Linked DNA regions of Homo sapiens: region 1 is linked to region 2. A link is an interaction called in ENCODE POLR2A ChIA-PET data of the cell type or tissue named here. Cell type or tissue: PC-3. All regions are shown on one strand.

Region 1 (8,000 bases), 220 kb before region 2:
TAAAACCATAAAAACCCTAGAAGGAAACCTGGGCAATATCATTCAGGACATAAGCATGGGCAAAGACTTCATGACTAAAACACCAAAAGCAATGGCAACAAAAGCCAAAATTGACAAATGGGATCTAATTAAACTAAAGAGCTTCTGCACTGCAAAAGAAACTATCATCAGAGTGGACAGGCAACCTACAGAATGGGAGAAAATTTTTGCAATCTACCCATCTGACAAAGGGCTAATATCCAGAATCTACAAAGAACTTAGACAAATTTACAAGAAAAAAACAAACAACCCCATCAAAAAGTGGGCAAAGGATACGAACAGACACTTCTCAAAAAAACACATTTATGCAGCCAACATACATATGAAAAAATGCTCATCATCACTGGTCATCAGAGAAATGCAAATCAAAACCACAATGAGATACTATCTCACACCAGTTAGAAATGCGATCATTAAAACGTCAGGAAACAACAGATGCGAGAGAGGATGTGGAGAAATAGAAATGCTTTTACACTGTTGGTGGGAGTGTAAATTAGTTCAACCATTGTGGAAGACCGTGTGGATCAAGGATCTAGAACCAGAAACACTATTTGACCCAGCAATCCCATTACTGGGTATATACCCAAAGGATTATAAATCTTGCTACTATAAAGGCACATGTACACGCATGTTTATTGCGGGACTATTCACAATAGCAGAGACTTGGACCCAACCCAAATGTCCATCAATAATAGACTGGATAAAGAAAATGTGGCAAATATACACCATGGAATACTATGCAGCCATAAAAAAAGGATGAGTTCATGTCCTTTGCAGGGACATGGATGAAGCTGAGAACCATCATTCTCAGCAAACTATCACAAGGACAGAAAACCAAACATCGCATGTTCTCACGCATAAGTGGGAGTTGAACAATGAGAACACATGGACACAGGGTGGGGAACATCACACACCAGGGCCTGTTGTGGGGTGGGGAGCTGGGGGGGATAGCATTAGGAGAAATACCTAATGTAAATGACGAGTTAATGGGTGCAGCAAACCAACATTGCACATGTATACCTATGTAACAAACCTGCAAGTTGTGCACATGTATCCTAGAACTTAAAGTATAATAATAATAATAATAATAATAGTAAAAGAGGTTTAATTGACTCACAGTTCCAGATGGCTGAGGAGGCCTCAGGAAACTTACAATCATGGTGGAAGGGAAAGGGGAAGCAAAGAACTTCTTCATAGCAGGAAAGACAGAGCTAGCAAGAGCAGGGAAAACTGCCTTATAAAACCATCAGATCTCTGAGAAGTTACTCACTATCATGAGAACACAATGGGGGAAACCGCCCCCATAATCCAATCATCTCCCTCCCTCAATATGTGGGGATTACAATTCCAGATGAGATTTGGGTGGGGCCACAGAGCCAAACCATATCAGTATTCTTTGTAATATCCTTTATAATAAACCAGTAAACGAAAGTGTTTACTTGAGTTCTGGGAGCCACTCCAGCAAATTAATCAAACTCAAAGAGGGTAGTGGAAACCTCAACTTGAGCCAGTCAATCAGAAGTTCCAGAGCCCTGGACTTGTGACTGTTGTCTGGTGGGTGTGGCAGGATGTACTGGGGACTGAGCCCTTAACCTGTGGGATCTAATGCTACCTCCAGGTTGATAGTGTCGTAATGCTATCTCCAGGTTGATAGTGTTGGAATTGAATTGGAGGACACCCAGTGATTGTGATTGTTGTGTGAGAGCAGAGGAAAATGCAGTTTGAGTTTTTCCACATTTACCATACCATATTCCACTTTCCCAGTCACTGGTACCCAACTTTCTGAGATCATCTTTGACTTCTAACATACCAAGTCATTTGATCACCAAAGACCTTGTTTATTCTATTTCCTTCTTAATTTTTCTGAAATCTATTCATCCTCTCTGTTTCTTCTGACCTCACTTTTAAAATTTATTTATTTTTGAGACAGGGTCTCACTCTGTCACCCAGGCTGGAGTGCAGTGCCATAATCTCAACTCACTGCAGCTTCAACCTTCCAGTCTCAGGTGATCCTCCCACTTCAGCCTCTCGAGTAGCTGGGACTACAGTTGTGCATCACCACGCCTGGCTAATTTTTGTATTTTTTGTAGAGATAGGGTTTTACCATGTTGCCCAGGCTGGTCTTGAACTCCTGGTCTCAAGTGATCCTCCTGCCTTGGCCTCCCAAAATGCTGGGATTATAGGCATGAGCCACCATGCTCAGACTAAATTTTTTCTTATTTTCAATCCATAGTATATGTTATGGGTTGAATATTTTTGCCTTTCCCAAATTCATATGTTGAAGCCCTAAACCCCTAATGTGACTGTATTTTTAGGCCATAATTATAGTTAAATGAGGTAATAAGAGTGGGGCTGATAGTGTTGGTGGCCTTATAAAAAGAGGAAGAAATCTTTCTCTGCCATGTGAGGACACAGCAAGAAGGCAGCCATCTGCAAGCCAGGAAGAGAACCCTCAACAGACCCTGACCATGCTGGCACTCTAATGTAAGACTTCCAGCCCTCATAACTGTGAAGAAGTAAATTTCTGTTCTAAGCTACTCAGTACATAATATTTTATTAGGGAAGCCCACGCTGACTAAGACAGTGTATTACTTGCTGTCTCCTAGAACAAGTCATGTTCTTTCAAAATATTTTGTCTCTGTGTGCTTGCCTTTCCACCAACTGCTCACTGGGGCTTGAATGTAGTTCTTTTTTTTTTTCTTTTTTTTTTTTTTTTTGAGACAGAGTCTTGCTCTGTCATCAGGCTGGAGTATAGTGGCGCAATCTTGGCTCACTGCAACCTCCGCCTCCCGGGTTCAAGTGATTCTCCTGCCTTAGCCTCCCAAGTAGCTGGGATTACAGGCACATGCCACCATGCCTAGCTAATTTTTGTATTTTTAGTAGAGACTGGGTTTCACCATGTTGGCCAGGATGGTCTCCATCTCCTGACCTCATGATCCACCCACTTTGGCCTCCCAAAATGCTGGGATTACAGGCGAATGTACTTCTTTTTCTCTACACCAGTACATTCCCTCTCCTTCTTCATGTGCAAACACTCATTCATCTTTTAGGAATCAATTTATGACTCACTTCCTCCAGAATGCCTTCATTGACCCTTCCAGGCTGATATTCTTCCTCCTTATATCCATAGCTTCCTGAGCTTAACTTTATTACAGCTCTTATCATGCTCTATTATAATTCCCTATTAACTAATCTGTCTCTCACACTAGCTTGTGAGACCTTTGAGACCGGGACTGTATTTTTTTTTTTTAACCTGTATCTGCAGGAGTGAACATAGCACTCAACTCATTGTTGATGCTCAATGTGTTTTTGTGGAATGAATGACTGAAACTCATGACTGCCTCGTTCCATACTCAATCTACAGTCAACAAAACACACTGTCCAACTCTATTCATTGCCTTGTGACACAGCTGGTTGTGAATGTGCGACTCTCACTCATGAAATTATGAACAGCTGGAAGACAATCATTTTTATGTTTTGTTTTTGTATCAGCCATGACACCTCACTCTGTGCCTTGTACATGTTAGGTAGACAATAATTTTTTTGTTAAAGAAATAAGTACAGTTGACAAAAAAGCTAATGCACTCTAAGCCTTCATTAACAGATGTTCAGTGTAAAAAGAGTGTTTGTACTCCTAATAACTCTTATGTGGATCGGATCACATCTGAAGTATTGTGTTCAATGCTGGGCAACCACCATACATTCCTTCCTTCAACATATGTTTATGGAGTGCCTACTCTATGCCACTATCTTTCTTCTGTGCCCAAGGCTTAGAAATCAAAGAAACTTAGGTTTTGTCACTTAAACTGTGTGTACTAGACAGGATTGGCTAGATTTTGTTATAGAAACAAACAATCTCGGAGTATCAGTGGCTTACCACATCCTAGTTTTGTTTCTCTTTCATGCTTTATGTCTGTCATGGGCTGAATGCGGCTTTACTCCACACAGTATTCACTCCAGGACCCAAGTTGCCTCCATCTGGAACATTGCTGATTTCACAGCAGACAGAAGGCATAGCCAACCATGCATTGGCTCTTAAAACTTCTGTCCAGAAGTAACACACATCATTTCTGCTCACATTTCATTGGCCAAAGTCAGTGCTATGACCATGCCTGGATTCACACAAAGAGGGGCAAATAGGGTGAACAGTAATATAATCTACTACACTATGTGATCTAACCTGTTCAAGTCCCCATTTTATCATTTGTAAAATTATAACAATAATCTCTGCAATGAAGACTGAGGTAAGGATGCAAAATAAGGTATGTAAAGTGTTTGGCACATTGTAATCTGTCAGGAAATTGTAGCTATTTCAATTTAAATTCTATTTAAAAGTTTAAAAACTCTGATACTCAGCATAAGAAATTACTATAAGTAAAGCTCTCTAAACACTTAACAGTAAAGTAAATTAGTTCTCCCTTCCTTTGAATTTTTTCTCTGAAAACCCACTTAAACTGTCTGAATTGTGTTTCCAGCCCTGGCTTGATGGTTTTTTTTTTTTTTTCCCATTTCTGCCTTTCAACTTTTTGCCAGAATCAACATAACCTAAGAAGAAATAGATTGGGTGAAAATTCTGTGATTTATTGTTCATTTTTTTCATGTTCAAGATCTGTTTTTCAAACAAGTAAGCAACTGAGTACAAGACCATTTTTCACACTTAATTGCATCACTAGAAACTAGCTCTATTCCCCATCCAGAAAATCTCTGGGTACCGATAAAGATGTTTGGAAATGGGATTGGGACTTTATGCTATCATTTGATAGTATCCACTGATTTTCTAAGTTTATAGCTACATTTTAGCAATATTTATTTTTAAATGCACCTTGTTTGTTTGTTAAACTTCATACCATTTTCTGCTAAATTATGCAACAGCAAAGAGCATGATGGTATGACTTAACATACAGAGTTACACTGATCCTGGTAATATTGCTTCCAGATTCATCCACTAAAAACTGAGTGCAATAATAATTTACTGCTTTTTCATCACTCTCCCTAGAATGACTAAAAGAAATTCTATATGCAGAGTTGAACATTCTTTCCATGAGGTAATCGATTCTAGTTCTTTTAAATATTTGGTAACCATTTGAGTTATCAAATATGATTTTTTAAAAAATAATTATTGAACTGGGGGCATTTTAAAATAAGTCTTTGAAATCTATTATATACCTCATTTGAAGTCAGGGACAGGAGTGGTGCTTGGGAGTCACAAGGGTAGCACCTTCCAAGACTTCTCTAAACCACTCAGCAGCCCTGTGAGCCATGTGTGCATGGTAACCAGGTTACCCCTCAGCAATGTCATCTTGTGCAGAATATCCTTAATGATGGCACAGTGTTTAGAAGATAGAAAGCAATGGTACCCAGGTGGCCGTTCAAACTAATGGCTGGTTACTTGCTACAAAAACAGAGAGCCTCCCTGTTTATAATCTCATTAAAATATACTCAATAAAAAATCTTACAGAGTTGGCGTTGGCAGTTTAGAATAATGGTTTTATGTATTTTTTTTCCTTAAGGTTAAAAAAATGTTGCTGACTGTTGGTCTGTGTCTTTGCTAAACTTTATAACTTGGTATTTATCTATAAAGCTCTAAATACTAGGGCCAAGACTCTCAAGAGAGAGTAGGAGGGATAGGAGGGAAAGACATCCTTCCTTACTCACAGAGGGAGAAACACTAATTTGAACTAGACTTGAGTTATTTAGATTCACTCAGATCTAAAGTCCTTATTTTTGCCTGGAGACAAACCACATAGAGAAGGGAATCATCTTAATCAGCTTAAGCATGGCCCATTCTTGGTTCTTCTTCTGCAGTATGAAGCAGTCCATAGCTCTCTAAGCTGCCAGGCTTCCCCTCTCATCATCCAGAAGAAAACCTCAGGGCCATGGACCTCTAGGCAGAAGAGAAGAGGGTTAGAGGCCCTGACAGATACTATGGGGCTCTCAAATCTCATTCCCTCCTTTTTTACTTCTCTTCCATTTTTACTACTCATTGGCAAAAATACACTTTGACCACGTGTGGTCATGCCTGTAATGTGGCTCATGCCTGTAATCCCAGCACTTTCGGAGGCCTAGATGGGAGGATCGCTTGAGGCCAGGAGGGTTGGGCAACATGGCAAAACCTTCTCTCTACAAAAAATACAAAAATTAACTGGGCTTGGTGACATGCGCCTTTAGTCCTAGCTGCCTGGGAGACTGAGGTGGGAGGATCACTTGAGTCCAGGAGGTCAAGGCTGCAGTAAGCCAGATTGCACCACTGCACTCTGGCCTGGGTGACAGAGGGAGACTTCGTCTCAAAAATAAATAAATAAATAAATAAATAAATAAATAAATAAATAAATAAAGCACTATCACTTGAAACCAGTGGTCCCCAAGCCTATTGGATTACAGAACCACCATGGAACTTTTTTTTTAAAAAAGACAAGGTTGTGGGCTCCAGTCCAGACTTACAAGATCAGATTCTGGGTGATAGGGCCCAGGAATCCATGTTTTTAAAAAACATAGATTTTTTAAACATAGATTTTTTATGGTGATTCTGATTGTCTGCCAACTTCAAGGAATATGGAGAGAATTTCCAGCTGTGGCTGCCTTGATCTCTGCCCTTGGTAAAAGGGCTCAACCTATACAGTTCCCCTCACACCTACAGCATGCCGTGGTAGATACTGAGGAGTGCAAACAAAGAATGTCCCATGCAGGAGTCTCAGTGATTGCATGTCCATCATAATGACAGTATTAAGCTCTCACATCCCCAAGGGAAAAAAATATTCCCCAGCAATGCTGCCAAAACTGCACTTATTACTCACAATTGAATTTCACCCACCCTGGCTGCACTCTGTCCTACTGTTTATACTCTATAGCATTTGCCCAACTTCATGTAACTGGTCTCTAATTGATTTTATCCAGAACCCCCTTTTCCTTAAGTGCTTGTGAGCAGTACCTACTGGGGGAGAAGTCTATGTGCACATAATTCAAATTCTAGTCACCAGTGATAACGCTATTATGTGTGATTGCAATTCTCTAAATTCTTTCATCTTATTTCCTGCCACCAGAGTGACGAATGCTTTGATATGTTCCTGAGTTTCTGTGATGCTCTGCCATGAAGTCCTGTAACTCATCTCACTGACGGTGTTGATCTCAAGGTTAACTTTACGTGCTGGGCTGTTCCCAGCAAGAGCAGCCTCTAGCACACCTCCTGCCTTGTGCTTGCCCAGCGAGATATGATAGCACAAGGGCCTTAATTCCCTCCCTATCATGCTGTCATGTTTGGCAAACACAGAGACTTAGTGTAATCTTAGAAAATTATGAATCTTTCTTTTAGAAAGGGAGTTTAAATGTGTGTATACATGTATCAATGTGAATGTTTTACAAATGCATATGTGTGAATACATGTATGTGTCTATAGGAGTGTGTGATACTAAGATGCATGTATACACCAATATACCTTAAGATGCAAATATTCCACTGTTTTTTGTGTCTCAAAGAGCAACATTATGACCATTTCTATATCTAATAATCATAACAGAACACAGTTGTCACTTATGGAGATATAATTAGCTCTTGAAAGGATTGAAATGTTTCTGTGTCACTGGAAGTGATATTCATCATTGGGAAGTGACCCCTAGAAATTCAGGATTGATGGCAGAGATGGCACAGGAGAATGGAAGGGAGGATGTCAGTCTTCTCTGCTTATCCCACCATTTTTCCATTTGTGAGGTCATTTGACAACTCCATCCTATCCTCTTAGTTATGTGGACCATGTAATAGTTTGAGAATTGAGTTGTAATTTGCAGAAAAGAACCAGGATAAGCTCTGGCCATTCCACCATAAATCCTGACCACAGCCAGCTATTACACATCAGACATCAAATTTCCCTTGTTCACTCACCGTTCCTGCCCTTTGCTACAGTTTGGCTCTCATCCATGTATTCATTTATACAGCCATGCATTTCATTTATTCATTCAATAAATTAT
Region 2 (8,000 bases):
CTCTAGGGCTCTGTCCAAATGCCCCATGACTGAGTGAACTGGTAGAACATTCTATGTGTGTGTCACAACATGAAGAGCAAAGACTTTCATCTCCCCAAATAATTTTGTTTTTCGTTTTAGGAATTAAATTTCAGATTCACTCTAATTGCCAATACTAAAATTCTCTATATGCAGTTCTAAACTTGACAAACCAATAAAAAAAGATTATTTGACTACTTATCTTTGTACAACATTGAGGTCTCCCTAAAGCAAATTTAAATGCATATTTTAAAAATGTATTCTAGCAGTTCAGTTCAGAAGCCCCCTGGCCCAAGCATCACACTGTCAATCCTTTGTCCTCAAGCAGCATGGTTGGGTGGGTTAAGTACTGACAAACACTGGGTGTCAGGCCCATGGTCAGGGACTGTGCTAACAGTCTACATATTAGATGCCACCTACCCCCACCCTCAACAGACCCAAACTATTTATCCAATAGCAAACCTTGCATTATTTCTGTCCAGAAGAAACAAACATTTATTGACAACTTTTGGTGTGTGACCTGTTTAAGTCCTACATCTCATTTAAGGACTGGTCAATGTTAGGCTAGGCAATGCCTGTTTGTGAGAGAATCACTGCCTAAAGAAAATTCTCCATTTCCCTTAGCTCTATGGTGGGTGACTACACATACTGGTATTTCTTAAAGAAATACCAATTCCATTTCCTTTTAACATAATTATTAATATCTCATTAGCATGGTGTCACTGAAGCCTGGGCCCAAAGAAATACCAATTCCATATCATTTTAAGATCATTATTAATATCTCATCAGCGTGGTGTCACTTAAGCCTGGGCCCTTTAGAATTTTTCATGTACCTGTGTTCCTCTGCCCATATCAGCTGGAACACTAATAGTTTTCTTCCTTTTTATCTAGAAGACTGAGAACATTACATGGGACCTGCCCCCAGGGCATGGAGGCTGAGGTGGGACAGTTTAGTTCAGGAGGCCCAAGAAGTGTTGGGTGTGCAGCCCCTTGTTCAAACACAGCCTCTGAATCGCCAGAGGCTTCCGGTGCATACTCTGAGGCGCAGGTGGGACTCGGGAGTGAGAGGTTTCGGCGAATGAATTGGGATTGCCTACTTCTTCCCAGTGCAGTGGAGCTTGGTTCTGTGGTCAGGTCCTTACGCCCTGTCTGCCTTTCTCGTTTCTTTATTTCTCGGGTAGTAGTTGTGGAATCAAATGACCTGGGGTTTGATACCTACTCTACCACGCCTCTGGGGGAGTCACTCAGACTCGTTGAACCTAAGTTCCGGGGCTGCCAAGTGAGGATAAGTAGTAATTGCTGATCCACCTACTTGACAAGATAGTAGTGAGGGCCCTGAGCGCCAGGCTGTGGATCCAGCCTTTCCCACGGTTCCTGGTGTGGCAGGAAGAACTCTAGGCCTGAAGGTGAAATTGGGGAGGGAGTCCCAGCTCTGCCACTGTCTCTCTGGGTGACCTCAGGCAGGTCTCCTCAAAAAAATAAGATACTTTATAAAGCTCAGTTTCCTCTTCAGTAAAATGAGGATTCCAGGTAACTCACAGATAGTTTGTGGGGATGAATCTGTTCCTTAAAGCCTGCAGTACATCAATAACCCAGTCTTCCTGCTTGCTTTCCCCCCTCTCCACTACCAGTGATCATAGTCTGATCCCATAGGTGATATCCCAGCTCAAAACCCTACATTAGCTTCTGTGGCTGTTTAAGGCCTGCCCAGAACTCCCCTGGTCTTAGCACTGAAAGCACGTGTCCGGGGAAGCCCTGCATTGGTCGTTCATACTACTGAGTCCCGCAGGGCAAACCGTCCGGTCCCACCCTCCTTTCTAGTGCTGCTGTCACACTCACCTCCCTTCACCCTACACTCCCTTCTGTGCCTTGCAATTACCTAGGGAGTTTTTTACAAGATATGGATGCCCTGGCCCTGCCACTAGAGATTCTGATTTAATTGCTTGGGGTAGGGCCTGGCATAGGTATCTTTTAAAGCTCCGCAGTGGTTCTAAAGCACAGCCACAGATGGGAACCACTGATCTATTCTTGTAGGTCCCCAGATACCTCATGTGCTGTTCCCTGTGCCTGAGCTGACCTTTCCCCCACTTTCCTCTCCTCGGCTAATTCCTGCTTATCCTCCTACTCAGGAGGCTCTTCCTCCAGGCAGCCTTCCCTGATCCCTCCAGGAAGACTTAGCTGCGTCCCTCCGCTGGGCTTCCCCAATACACTGGGCTTGCTTTCATTAGAACCTGATCCTTCCACATTATGGTTGTTGGTTTGCTCCAATCCTCTCCCTCATTAGCTCTCAACTTTCTTTCAGGAAGAGATGTTTATCTTTCCTTCTTGTATTCCTAGAGTCGACCAGGCTCTGGCACATTGCAGATTCTCAGTATGCATTCAGGGAACAACTTAATCAAGACAAGACCATCTGACTTCTTGTGAGTTACATGCTAAGAAAGAAATGTCGACACCAATAGCCCTCACAATGATAGGAACAGGAGGTTAAAGAAAAGGAAATAGATGCAAATAGCAATATAAGTGCTTTAACAAATCTATACAGGAGGACAACCATCATATTCAAATTTTCAAACATTCTTAGTTCTGCTCTTTTGTGGGTAATGGTTTTTTTTTTTCCTCTTCCAGGAGAAGAAAAGAGGCATATTATAGAAATTCCTCCTCCCCCAGCATTACTTGTCACAGAATTGTAATTGGAAGTGATTTCCCTGACTAAGTTATTTTGGCTGTCTGTTATTTTCTCTCTTCCTCCTTGCTCTTCCCTCAGCTGGCCATCCTGTGTGTTTGGAGAGAGCCAGAAAGGTTCAAGGCTAGGAATGTTTCTCTCTCTCTTTAAAGCTCTTTAATCGTCAGGCTTTCTGATCTTCAAAGCAGGCTGTAGCCAGTGTGACCCCACTCCCTCGCCTCCCCATGCTGGAGAGTAAAAGCCTGGAGTATTTTTGTCATTTTGAAGACTTGCATATTTGGACAGCCTTGGACATCTGGAAAGTGTGGTCCTCACTAGCTCTGCAGGGATAAGAGCACGTCAGCACTTCCAAGCTCTCTGGCGCCCCTACATCTGGACACGTTGAAAAATTAACACCAGACTCTGGAGTTAAGCAAACATTAAGTTTATAGGCCTCCTTGCATTTGACCATTTCCTGGGACAGCAGCCCTTATCCTGTGACTTTCTGTGTGTAGAGTTGAGTCTTTGCAGTTGGTCCTCCTCACACTCTCTCAACTTTGTGACTCTCTGCAGTGCTTGGTCCTGGATAAGTTTGAAAGCTACAATGATGAAACTCAGCTCACCCAACGTGCCCTCTCTCTACTGGAGGAAAACATGTTCTGGGCCGGAGTGGTATTCCCTGACATGTATCCCTGGACCAGCTCTCTACCACCCCACGTGAAGTATAAGATCCGAATGGACATAGACGTGGTGGAGAAAACCAATAAGATTAAAGACAGGTGATGTTTCAGGAAGGGCTCGCTGCATTTCTCCAAAGTCAGTGGGAAATTACATTTGGTAGAGAGAAAGGGATTGAGACTGGACTCATAAATCAATAAAATTAAGTTAAATAAGAAAAAATAAGATATTTTATAAAGCTCAACAAAGAGTCCTTGAATGAAAGCAATTACAGAGTCACATTGTGGCTAATATTCAAAACTGAGATTTAAACTGAGGACTAGGAAATAGAATTGGATCCTTTTGAAGCGTTTAGGAGAAAGATTTTAAGAGAATGAGTTCCGAGTCACCCTGTGGTCGGGAGGTGTGAGTGAGCTATCCAAGCCCGTTCCCATCCTTTGTCCCTCTGTGTCTTCTCAGGTATTGGGATTCTGGTCCCAGAGCTGATCCCGTGGAAGATTTCCGGTACATCTGGGGCGGGTTTGCCTATCTGCAGGACATGGTTGAACAGGGGATCACAAGGAGCCAGGTGCAGGCGGAGGCTCCAGTTGGAATCTACCTCCAGCAGATGCCCTACCCCTGCTTCGTGGACGATTCGTGAGTCTGAAGTTCGCGATCCTCCTCCATGACACGCTAATGGGGGTGCTGGAGTGGGCTGGGGTGGGCTGGGGGTGCCCTCAAGGCTTCCATGTCTTTAGAGAGAGCCCCAGGGACCAGAGCCAAATTGGAGAGCATGGAGCTCTGACTGAGGAACCTGCTTCTCCCAAGCTCCAGGCAGGCACAGATGAGTCAGTGCAGTGGTGGGAAAGGGAAAAGAGTTGATGTTGTAGCTGGAAAAGGGAAGGGGAAAATTAAAGCAAGGAAAGTGAGGCTGGGGGAGGGGACAAATTCCCCACTATGTAGTATGTTTGGTATGTGGAAGGGTTCTGGTCAGAATGTTTGCCCAATGATTGCCACATCAGCATTCATTTTGGACTCTGTATGGCCAGTAGGTCTGGTTCCTGGGAGCCCTGGAATAATGCAGCCCCTTCCCTAACTAACATTTCCATGATGTATGCTCAATGACAAGGCAGAGGAATGTGTTGGATGAGCTCAGGACCTGCCTCCCTGGACACTCCCATCCCAGGCCTGTATATCTGTTGACCAGGAATAAGCCAAGCAAGCAGCCTACTGTTTGACTGAATATGGATTTGGGGGGTGGTAGAGAAAGGGCCGGGGTGGAGGGTTGGGAGGCTCATTTGTCATTATAGATGGGGTCAGACACACTACCAAAACAGCAGCAGAGATCTACAATTGAGTTCACCTAAAACTCAGTGTGGACACAGGAAACCCTCTTTTAATAACTGTCCAATGGGTTTTCCAGCCTCAGCTCTACAGAAAACTTGAGATAACAGTGGCCAGTCTGCAGTTAGTTTGGGTTCGGACAATAGGCAGAGCTGGGAAATGGAGCCAGGGGCGAAAGCCCAGGTCCACTTTAGGATCAGGACGGGAGTGGCTGGTGGGGAAGTGAGGTGGGTGTGGGGAGGCAATAGGGAGCTGGGTCATTTGGTATGGGAGAGTCCTCTGGTGGCTAGTCCCAGAAGTGCATGCTTTACGAACATATGCTTCTCTCCCTAGGGCCACCTTGAGTGAAACCCTCCCATGCTGGAATTGGGCCCTTTCAGTGACAACACACAACAGTTTTCAATAGATAATAATCCCAAGGGCTTTACTAGCACATGAAACACAGGGAAAACGTGTAAAGTTCACAAGAAAGTCGTTCCAGTGTATCAAATCTATCCTGTTTGCCAGGTGGATATACCAGGGTCTCCTCCACCTGTGCATGGCTGGTGGTGGGTCCAGTGGCTGTTGGATAACTGATGTATTGATGGATCATTCGCCTTCTGAAAGTGCCAAACTGATTAGTTATTTTGTGTGTCTTTTTGTGTAACTAGGGTTTGACCTTCCAGGGCAGACTGTGCTGGGGCGGCTGACCCCTTGGGGAGCCAAGTTATTGCTCTTACCACCACCACTTGCCCTTGTCAGTCCTCCACCCTCTTGGGTTTCAGTGTCAGCATGTAGCTGTCTACTCAGATCCCATCCACATCATCAAGTCTGCAGTTTTTTCCTTGCAAGGCCTTACAGGGAAGATCTTTGACATAGAGGATATAATTTTATTGACACATTTTACTTGCAGAGCATTCACCCGGGCTAACCAGAAAGCCAGCACTCTGCTATAAACAAAAAATAATGCTTCAGGGCTAACATGGAATGTGTTAAAAGATTCCAGCCCATTAAATGTCCAGGGGAGGTTTTCCTGTTTTCCTTTCCCTCCATCTGGGCTTTGTTCTCAACACATTCATTCAACAAACATTTATTCTGCCTCTACCAGGTACAGAGCACTCTACTATTCTGCTTCTCTCCTTTTGCTTTAGTTTCATGATCATCCTGAACCGCTGTTTCCCTATCTTCATGGTGCTGGCATGGATCTACTCTGTCTCCATGACTGTGAAGAGCATCGTCTTGGAGAAGGAGTTGCGACTGAAGGAGACCTTGAAAAATCAGGGTGTCTCCAATGCAGTGATTTGGTGTACCTGGTTCCTGGACAGCTTCTCCATCATGTCGATGAGCATCTTCCTCCTGACGATATTCATCATGGTAAGCCAAATGGAGAAGGCCCAGAAAATCTTGAATACTTTGGTTCCTTTCCCCTTTCCTCCTGTTCATGTGCCTGGATTAGTCATGTGGCCACCAAGGAGAGCGTGACATCTAGCTTCCCAGCCCTTCCTTTTAGCCAACGTGGGAGACACTCAAAGAGACGAAATCTCCTGAAGGAGCCACTGTATCACAGCATCCTCCCATCTCCCACTTCCTGCCCAGGGGTCCATGGTCCACACAGACTTCCCAGTCCCATTCCGTGACCATCTGGAGAAGCTGCTATTAGCAGAGCCCTGCACAGGGTGATAGTGTAATTAAAGTGGTCTTCTCTTTCCAAACACAGAAAAAATCAGTTCAGGGAGTGTTTTCCTGGGCTTACAATTTTAACTACTGGCTAGAGTTGAAATGGGGAAAGCCTTTTGCCTTTTCAGTAGCAGTAGGGGAGGAGATCTGGATTATTTACTTATCATCATCATGGTCACCTCCTACATGGCTTCACCAAAAAACATTCTGCTGCCTGAAAAAGCTCCAACACCTCTCTCTCTTTTAAAGGATGGAATTTGGAGTCCATCCTTCCTCAGTGATAAGGAGTTTTTATAGCCACAGGCAGCATCTATTGGTCTGTCCTCTGCAAACTTGCAACTCCTCTGAGAGCTAGACTTGGAAATGAAACATTATTTTGCAATGCGCTGCTATCCTTCATTTTTAGCTCCTCCACCGTAGATGATAGTTTGTACTTGTTAAATGATAAGGATATAAATTTAGGTCATTTTTTATATTTTATTGGGTGGAATTTGGTATAATTTTTAGACTTCAGGCTTTACAGGCTCCTGAGATGGACTGATTGAGCTTGTTCTACTTCTTCCCCATCATGATAGGAAGTGCTGTACCACACTAGGCAGTGTGTGTAGTGACCACAGACTGGCTGAGTGTCTCCCATCCCATGCTGGCCCATATCTGGTACCCACCTGATCCACAAATGTTCCATCAGATCCTGTTCAAACAACACATCTCCAGTTAAGCCAAATCTTGCCCTTTCTCCTTACGGTAAAATGTACTAAATCTGAAGGTTTTGTCTTTTTAATGTTGCTCCATGATCCAGTGATCTGTGGCCTTGGTTATGCTCTGTGCTAGAGTCCTAACAAGACAAATGCTAAGGTAGAGGTCATTCTGCTCAAACAACCTGACCCCACCTGGATGTGGGCTTACATTTGCAAAGGGCACCAAAGTTCTAAGAGATGAGGGGAGGAGCTGAGCCCCTTGTCCTTATCTAGGTTTCCCTTGTTCTTTCCCATCCCTCAGTCTGCTTCTTTTCCCAGTACCAACATGTTTGTGTCCTCAGAATTAAAGGAGTAAAAATGTGTAAACATCTGACTAGCAACAGCCATGAGATTTTGCCTGGCTTGTTGATAAGCAGCATTGAGATCTGCCCTCCTAAGAATGGGCCATTAGGTCTTCAAAGCTTTTACGATGTGAGGTAAAGAATGTTCACCAGGAGTTTCATGCACAAAAGGGTTTCTCTTTGTGGGAACTAGAACATTGTTCCAGTGATGACGGAAACAGGGCTTTCCATACCAAAACAGGGTTTTCCTTTGAATGACTCTCCCACCTTTCCCTTGTCTCTTCCTCCCCACCTCAACAACACAGGAAAGAAGCTGGAAGCAGGGACAATGGGAAGGTCCCTTTGTTACTCGAGCTATTAGAAACAAAAAGAAAAGTGGCCATCTGAGGAAGCCACAGCTGGTGAAACTGTAGGGTCACAGAGTGAATTACACCTCTGGCTTAAGTCAGTGAAAAGTCCTAGAAGTTTGTGGTCCTAGAAGTCCTAAAAGTTTATGGGACTTTGTTTTGAGCAAGGATAAGAAATTGATTTCAGGCTGGGCGTGGTGGCTCACGCCTGTAACCCTAATACTTTGGGAGACAGAGGCAGGTGGATCACTTCAGGTCAGGAGTTCCAGAGCAGTCT

Evidence for each region. Peaks named below come from ENCODE experiments on the same cell type or tissue, not always from the same donor. Only the 100,000 strongest peaks of a DNase experiment are listed, where the experiment ranks them.
Region 1: POLR2A ChIA-PET joins it to region 2 with 19 read pairs; 4 of 35 experiments call an interaction of 5 or more read pairs at or near these places.

Annotation. Positions count from the first base shown.
Region 1 is chr1:94,280,630-94,288,629 of GRCh38, reverse strand. The region is part of intron 2 of ARHGAP29-AS1 (ARHGAP29 antisense RNA 1); the gene reads right to left. It also overlaps a transcript of ARHGAP29 not described here. Among named protein-coding and RNA genes, the nearest start is that of ARHGAP29-AS1, 37 kb to the right of the region's middle. RefSeq lists an enhancer at 3,986-4,045. In PC-3, no CTCF peak of the experiment used is centred here; DNase peaks (open chromatin) are centred at 3,119 and 7,899; H3K27ac peaks cover 3,541 bases.
Region 2 is chr1:94,058,571-94,066,570 of GRCh38, reverse strand. It overlaps ABCA4 (ATP binding cassette subfamily A member 4), which reads left to right. Exons shown (of 50, transcript NM_000350.3): 12 at 3,254-3,459; 13 at 3,818-3,994; 14 at 5,812-6,034. Among named protein-coding and RNA genes, the nearest start is that of ABCA4, 59 kb to the left of the region's middle. In PC-3, CTCF peaks have their summits at 2,870, 3,075, 4,756 and 4,960 (motif pointing left); DNase peaks (open chromatin) are centred at 4,330 and 4,940; H3K27ac peaks cover 1,075 bases.